Regions from separate parts of the Homo sapiens genome. Here region 1 is linked to region 2. A link is a loop called in an ENCODE intact Hi-C map of the cell type or tissue named here. Cell type or tissue: mammary epithelial cell. All regions are shown on one strand. Each heading gives the region's core, and the rest is flanking DNA. Links, peaks and the distances in the headings are about the cores only. Region 1 has its middle 9.4 kb from the start of EFHC2. Region 2 overlaps EFHC2 (EF-hand domain containing 2).

The links. Hi-C counts contacts between places; a loop is a spot of excess contacts. Peaks named below come from ENCODE experiments on the same cell type or tissue, not always from the same donor. Only the 100,000 strongest peaks of a DNase experiment are listed, where the experiment ranks them.
Region 1: it touches region 2 in a loop (6-fold over the local background); 2 of 110 quality-filtered maps call a loop at or near these places.

The regions. Positions count from the first base shown.
Region 1 is chrX:44,351,617-44,354,428 of GRCh38, forward strand. No RefSeq gene overlaps it. Among named protein-coding and RNA genes, the nearest start is that of EFHC2, 9.4 kb to the left of the region's middle. In mammary epithelial cell, for the core only: no CTCF peak of the experiment used is centred there; a DNase peak (open chromatin) is centred at 1,315; H3K27ac peaks cover 934 bases.
Region 2 is chrX:44,196,422-44,199,233 of GRCh38, forward strand. All of the region lies in intron 11 of EFHC2 (EF-hand domain containing 2), which reads right to left. Among named protein-coding and RNA genes, the nearest start is that of EFHC2, 150 kb to the right of the region's middle. In mammary epithelial cell, for the core only: no CTCF peak of the experiment used is centred there; no DNase peak of the experiment used is centred there.

The DNA.
Region 1 (2,812 bases), core at 164-2,663, 160 kb after region 2:
ATATTATGTATATCTACTGTTTCTCTTTCTTCATGCTGTTGTTGTCTTTGCTATTATAATTTATAAATATCTTTGAATATTTAGGAAGGCTTGTATTTTTGTTCTAGTGTTTGCCTTTGTACTTACAACATTTTTAAGAGATAGGGTACACACATCTTCAATTTTACCAAGTAATATTAAACTCCTTTTAAAGTGAACATAGCTGATACATTAAAATGTTAATTTCAATAAATTTAATTTTATTTCTCTAAATCTCATTTGTTCTTTTTAAATCTATATGTTCTTTCTTTTAAATAGAGTCTTACTCTTATAATTTCCCTTGCTAATTTTATTTCTTTAATCATTTTAAGCATACTTAGCAGAGTCCTTAACCAACAATTCTGATCTCTTATGTTCATGGGGTGCCACTTACCCTGCTTCCTGTGTTGGCTGACTCTCCTTCATGGTGGATTGTTTCCTTATGTGTTTATAAATGTTTATGGTGATCCCACCTATGTGGCAACTCATCAAGGTGGGACTGGCACCTTCTGATTCCAAGTGGAGTGTTCTCTTTAATATGCCACAGCTCACATATGCTGACCACTGCTCCATCACAGCCACAATCTACACAGAGAAGGCCTCTGCCTTTCACAGTGAGGATATTTTACAAAGCAAAAAGCAGTTCTGATAAGAATTATTTTCTTAAGGAGTAATAAAGGAAAATATCTTAAATTAGGGCTGTTGGAAAAGTCTAGGACCTAAGGCTACCATACACATCCATCTACTACCTGCATGTTCATACTTGCCACTTCCTTTGGGGACAATGATATCTTTATCATTTTGTACCTATTTAGATACTCGCCACATAATGTCTGCTCTCCCATACACACACACAGAGTTTTAGAATAATTGATTCCATAGTTTCTCATTTAACAAATATTTATTGAACTTCTACTCTGATGTGCCAGAACCTCTTCCAAACACTGGGACAAATCAGTGATTAGGACAGAGTGAACACTTCCAAACACCCGAGATCTGAGATTCTCAGTCTTTTATAAGTTGTAATATCTTGCTTCGTTTCCCTTCTGTGACACATATCTTCCCATACTGCCTCTCATGACACGTCTACCACAAAGGAACATCTGAAATGGTATATAGCTCTTTTTAAAATAAATTTAAAGTAAACTAATTCTGGGAATTACAAGACACCCCCTGAAATAACCGAAGACACCTTGGGACATGTCAAGACCAGCACTGGGAAGCACTGTTCTTGATGTTCAAAGAGCCTGTGTTACACACCCATGGATGAAGAAAGCGCAGGGGAGGCCAACAGAACTAACACTTCTAAGCAAGCTCAAACTGGCCTAAGAGCAAGGAAATATTTGCCCGGTTGGAGAATTTCTTCTGCGGAATGAGGTCATCTTGTAATCTGGAGCCTTTCTACAAGATGCAAGAGCCCTTGGCAGCAGGAAGGAGTGCCTTTGATGGTATTTCTGCACAAACTTCCTTTTCTCCTCCAGCGAAGCCTTGTCTGTCAATTCTCCCTTCTCTTGATATCTTCAGAAATATCACTGCCCCATTCCTCTCAGCTCCTGAAAGCTAGCACTCTTCTTCATTATTTTGTGCTTCCTTGGTTATATCCACATGTCAAGTCCTCATCCTGAGCGCTTAAAGAAGAATTAGCACCAATCCTTTACAAATGCTTTAGAAAATAGAAGAGAAGGGAACACTTCCTAACTCATTCTATGAGGCCAGTGTTACCCTGACACCAAAACCAGACAAAGATATTACAAGAAAAGAAAACTATAGACCAACATCTTTTATGAATAGAGACACAGAAATCCTCAAAAAAATACTGGCAAACCAAATCCAGCAACCTATAAAAAGGATTATAAACCATGACCAAGTGGGATTTATTCCAAGAATGCAAAGTCCGTTTAGCATCTGAAAATCAATCAATGTAAGGTACCATATTAACAGAATAAAGGACAAAAACCATATGATTATCTCAATAGGCACAGAAAAAGTACTAGACAAAATACAATGTCATTTTTCAATAAAAACACTCAACAAACCAGGAATAGAAGGAATTTCCTCAATCTGATAAAAGCAGTTTATGAAAACTCACAACTAACACCACACTTAATAGTGAAATACTGCATGCTTATACCCTAAGGTCAGGAACAAGAGTAAGATGTTCCTTCTCACCACTTCAGTTCAACTTGTACTGGAGGTTTTAGCCAAGGCAATTAAGCTAAAACAAAATAAAAGGCATCCAGATCAGAAATGAAAAAGTAATCTCTATTCACAGAAGACATAGTCTTGTATATAGAAAATCTTAAGGAATTTACACACAAACAATTGAAAATAACACATTTAGTAAAGTTGTAGAATACATCAATATTCAAAACTCAATTGTATGTCTATGTACTAACAAACAATTCAAAAATGAAACAAGAAAACTATTGCAATTACAATAGCATCAAAAAGAATAAAATACAGATGAATATATTTAACAAAAGAAGTACAAGACTTGAACTAAAAACTGTAAAACATCATTGAAAGAAATTAAAGAAGACCTAAATAAATAGAAAAACATCTTTTCCATGGACTGGAAGACTAAATATTGTGGGGTTTGGGGGAGGGGGTTTGAGACAGAGTCTTGCTCTGTAGCCCAGACTGGAGTGCAGTGGCACAATCTCAGCTCATTGCAACCTCCACCTCCCAGGTCCAAGCGATTCTCATGCCTCAGCCTCCCAAGTAGCTGGGACTACAGGCATGCACCACCACATCCAGCTAATTTTTGTATTTTTAATAGGGATGATGTCTCGCT
Region 2 (2,812 bases), core at 42-2,541:
ATTCATTTTATCCTACAGAACTGTCTACATCTTTCTAGCTTACCTTAAATCCATTTCTGAAACAAGGCAAAATAGATAAATATAAAAATACATACAATAGTGAGAAGAAGAACTGAAGGGGTATTTACTCAGAAAGTGTTTTTTAATCCTACCCCAACTGCCCCCATTCCAAAAGACAGTCTTCCAGAAAAGGCAGAGTCAAGGAAAAAGATTTTAATCACAGCCAAGATCTCAAAGTTGGTGGAGACAGCTGCTGAGCCATCCAGGGGCACATACATGCTTTCTAGACCCAGAGTGTAAGTTCCATGTGGCCAGTGGTAAGAAGAAATGGATGGAACTAATGTCATGGATATTTGCTGGCTTAGTGTTTAGCATATGTTAATTCATCTAACGCCCCCAGTAAGCCATTGAATGATTCTCATTTCACAGATGATGAACCTGAAGCATTAGAGAGGCAGAATGAATTGTCAACCTTAGCTAGTTTGATTCTAAATCATAACTCATGATGAAATTGCTAGACTGCCTGATGCAAATCCCAGCTCTGCAACTTAATATGTAATTCTGGGTACATTCCTTAACCTCTCTGCTTCTTAGTTTCCTCATCTGCAAAATGGGAATAATAATAGTGCCCACTTTGTAGGATTGCTGTGAGGAGTAAATGAGTTAATATGTAGAAAGCATTTAGTGCAACATTTGTCACATGGTAAGCAGCAAGCATATAAATGTTAGCTTTTATGATAATTATTAGTAAGTGGTAGAATGAATCATCCTTCAAGAAAGGTCAAAATAAGTCTAGGAATGCCCTGTCAATATGATCCTATTAAGTGAGTGAAAATTGAATCCAAACAAAAGGCACCACCTTTGTTCGTTCATTCATTCATTCATTCATTCATTCATCCATCTATTCTCCAACTAACATGCATGTGGGAATAAAAAGATATGCTGGGTAGCACCAGCCATAAATAAAATGAGTTCAAAGAGGCAAGGATTACTCTGAGCTGCAGTGGTAAGGAACATCTTAAGAGAAGAAATATAATTTAGTTCATGTCTTCAGGAGCAGGCAGAAGAAACTGGACAGCAAAGGAGAGACCCCTCCAAAATGGTGTGGGAAGAGAGTGACCCAGATTGGCAGCACAGAACCAGCAGTCCAAGGCCACAGATGAGGCTGGCACTCCCAAAAGGCAGCTCATTCACCTCTGAGCCTCTGTCATCCACCATGGGACCCAATACAGAGCACATGCACAATATATGTTTATTGAATGAAGAAAGAATAAACTTACATGATTAAACACTGTACTATGTGGCACGCCTTCCATACCCAGTACTTTGAGTTGCAAAATTTACTTGAATGAAAAGCAGCCTGGCAGGGCCTGCCCTATGGTGGCCCAAGTGCCATTACCCTCCTGCCCTGCGGTATCCTCTCATTTTATATCCTAATTTTTACATCACAATTCTCCCTCTGAGGAACTACAAATTAGCATTTACTTACTGCTCCCATTTTTAAACACAAAATTTGCAATCTAATTAAAGAAGAAATCATGGGTGGCACTAACCAGGTCATTTGTTAGCAACTAAATGGCTATATAGCGGCCTTGCTTTTATTCATAGAAGCTTCATTTAGAAAACAGACCATTAGAACACTGTATTTTGGATGAAACAGTAGTTTCACTGTTAATGATTTCCTCATTTCCACAAGAATATAATCATGGAAAAAGAAATAAAATAAACACAATATAAATATATATGTATATATAAAACCCCAGAAAAAGAGTTGGTCCTTTTTCCACTCTTTAGAAACATAAGAAACACTCTATCTGTTTTGGCACAACATTATATGATTTATTTATTCTAAAATGCCAATAATTTTTTCTAGCGTCCCATAAAATTCAAGGTTATAAGAATGGATGTGCTTCAAAAATAGAAAGAGAGAAGCCTAAGCGTGATTAAGATTTTTAAATAGTGGAACTGATTTTAACTAGGCCTATACGATCACAGCCAAATCCAGTTTAGCATAGGTATTAATAATAAAGTGACATTCCCTAATAATAACGTGTCTAGTCAGTATTTTCCCCAGTGTAATTTTAGAGAGTCTTATGGCATGGGAGAGAGATTGTGCATGGCAAAATGGTAGACTAGGCAGCAATTAAAACTCACACTCCTGGCTGAGCTTGTGAAAACAGAGAGAAATGTCCCCAGGTACCAACGCGAAGAGGTAGCTGACAGCCAGAGAGGAAGATGAACAAGCTAATAGGTGGCAGCAGGATGAGAGGTAGTTGGGGTGGGGAGGAAGTGGGATCAAACCCTTTAGCAGGTAAGAGCTTAGATTTTTTAACACTCACCAGGGCACAAACGACAAGACCTCCAGTCCAGGAGAGTAGCAATTGGGAACTCCTACACATTAAACCTATGCATAAAGCTAGAACTGTAAAAGGCTGCAAGTGAAGTGAAAGAATTAATAAATTCTACCCATTGGACAAGAGAGATGACAATGAGGCTTTTCTCTGCTGAGTCTCTAGGTATAAAAAAAATAAGTTATCTGATAGAAATCAAAGCCAATATTCCACCTAATAAGAATTTGGAGTATAAATTTATTTTGCCCACTTACTATATAAAGCTCTGATACAGTTCACATGTTTGTCCCCTCCAAATCTCACATTGAAAGGTAATCCCCAGCGTTGGAGGTGGGGCCTGGTGGGAGGGATTTGGATCATGGAGGCAGATCCCTCATGAATGGCTCAGCGCCATCCCCTCAGTGATGAGTGAGCTCTCGCTCTGAGATCACATGAGATCTGCTTGTTTAAAAGAAGTTGAC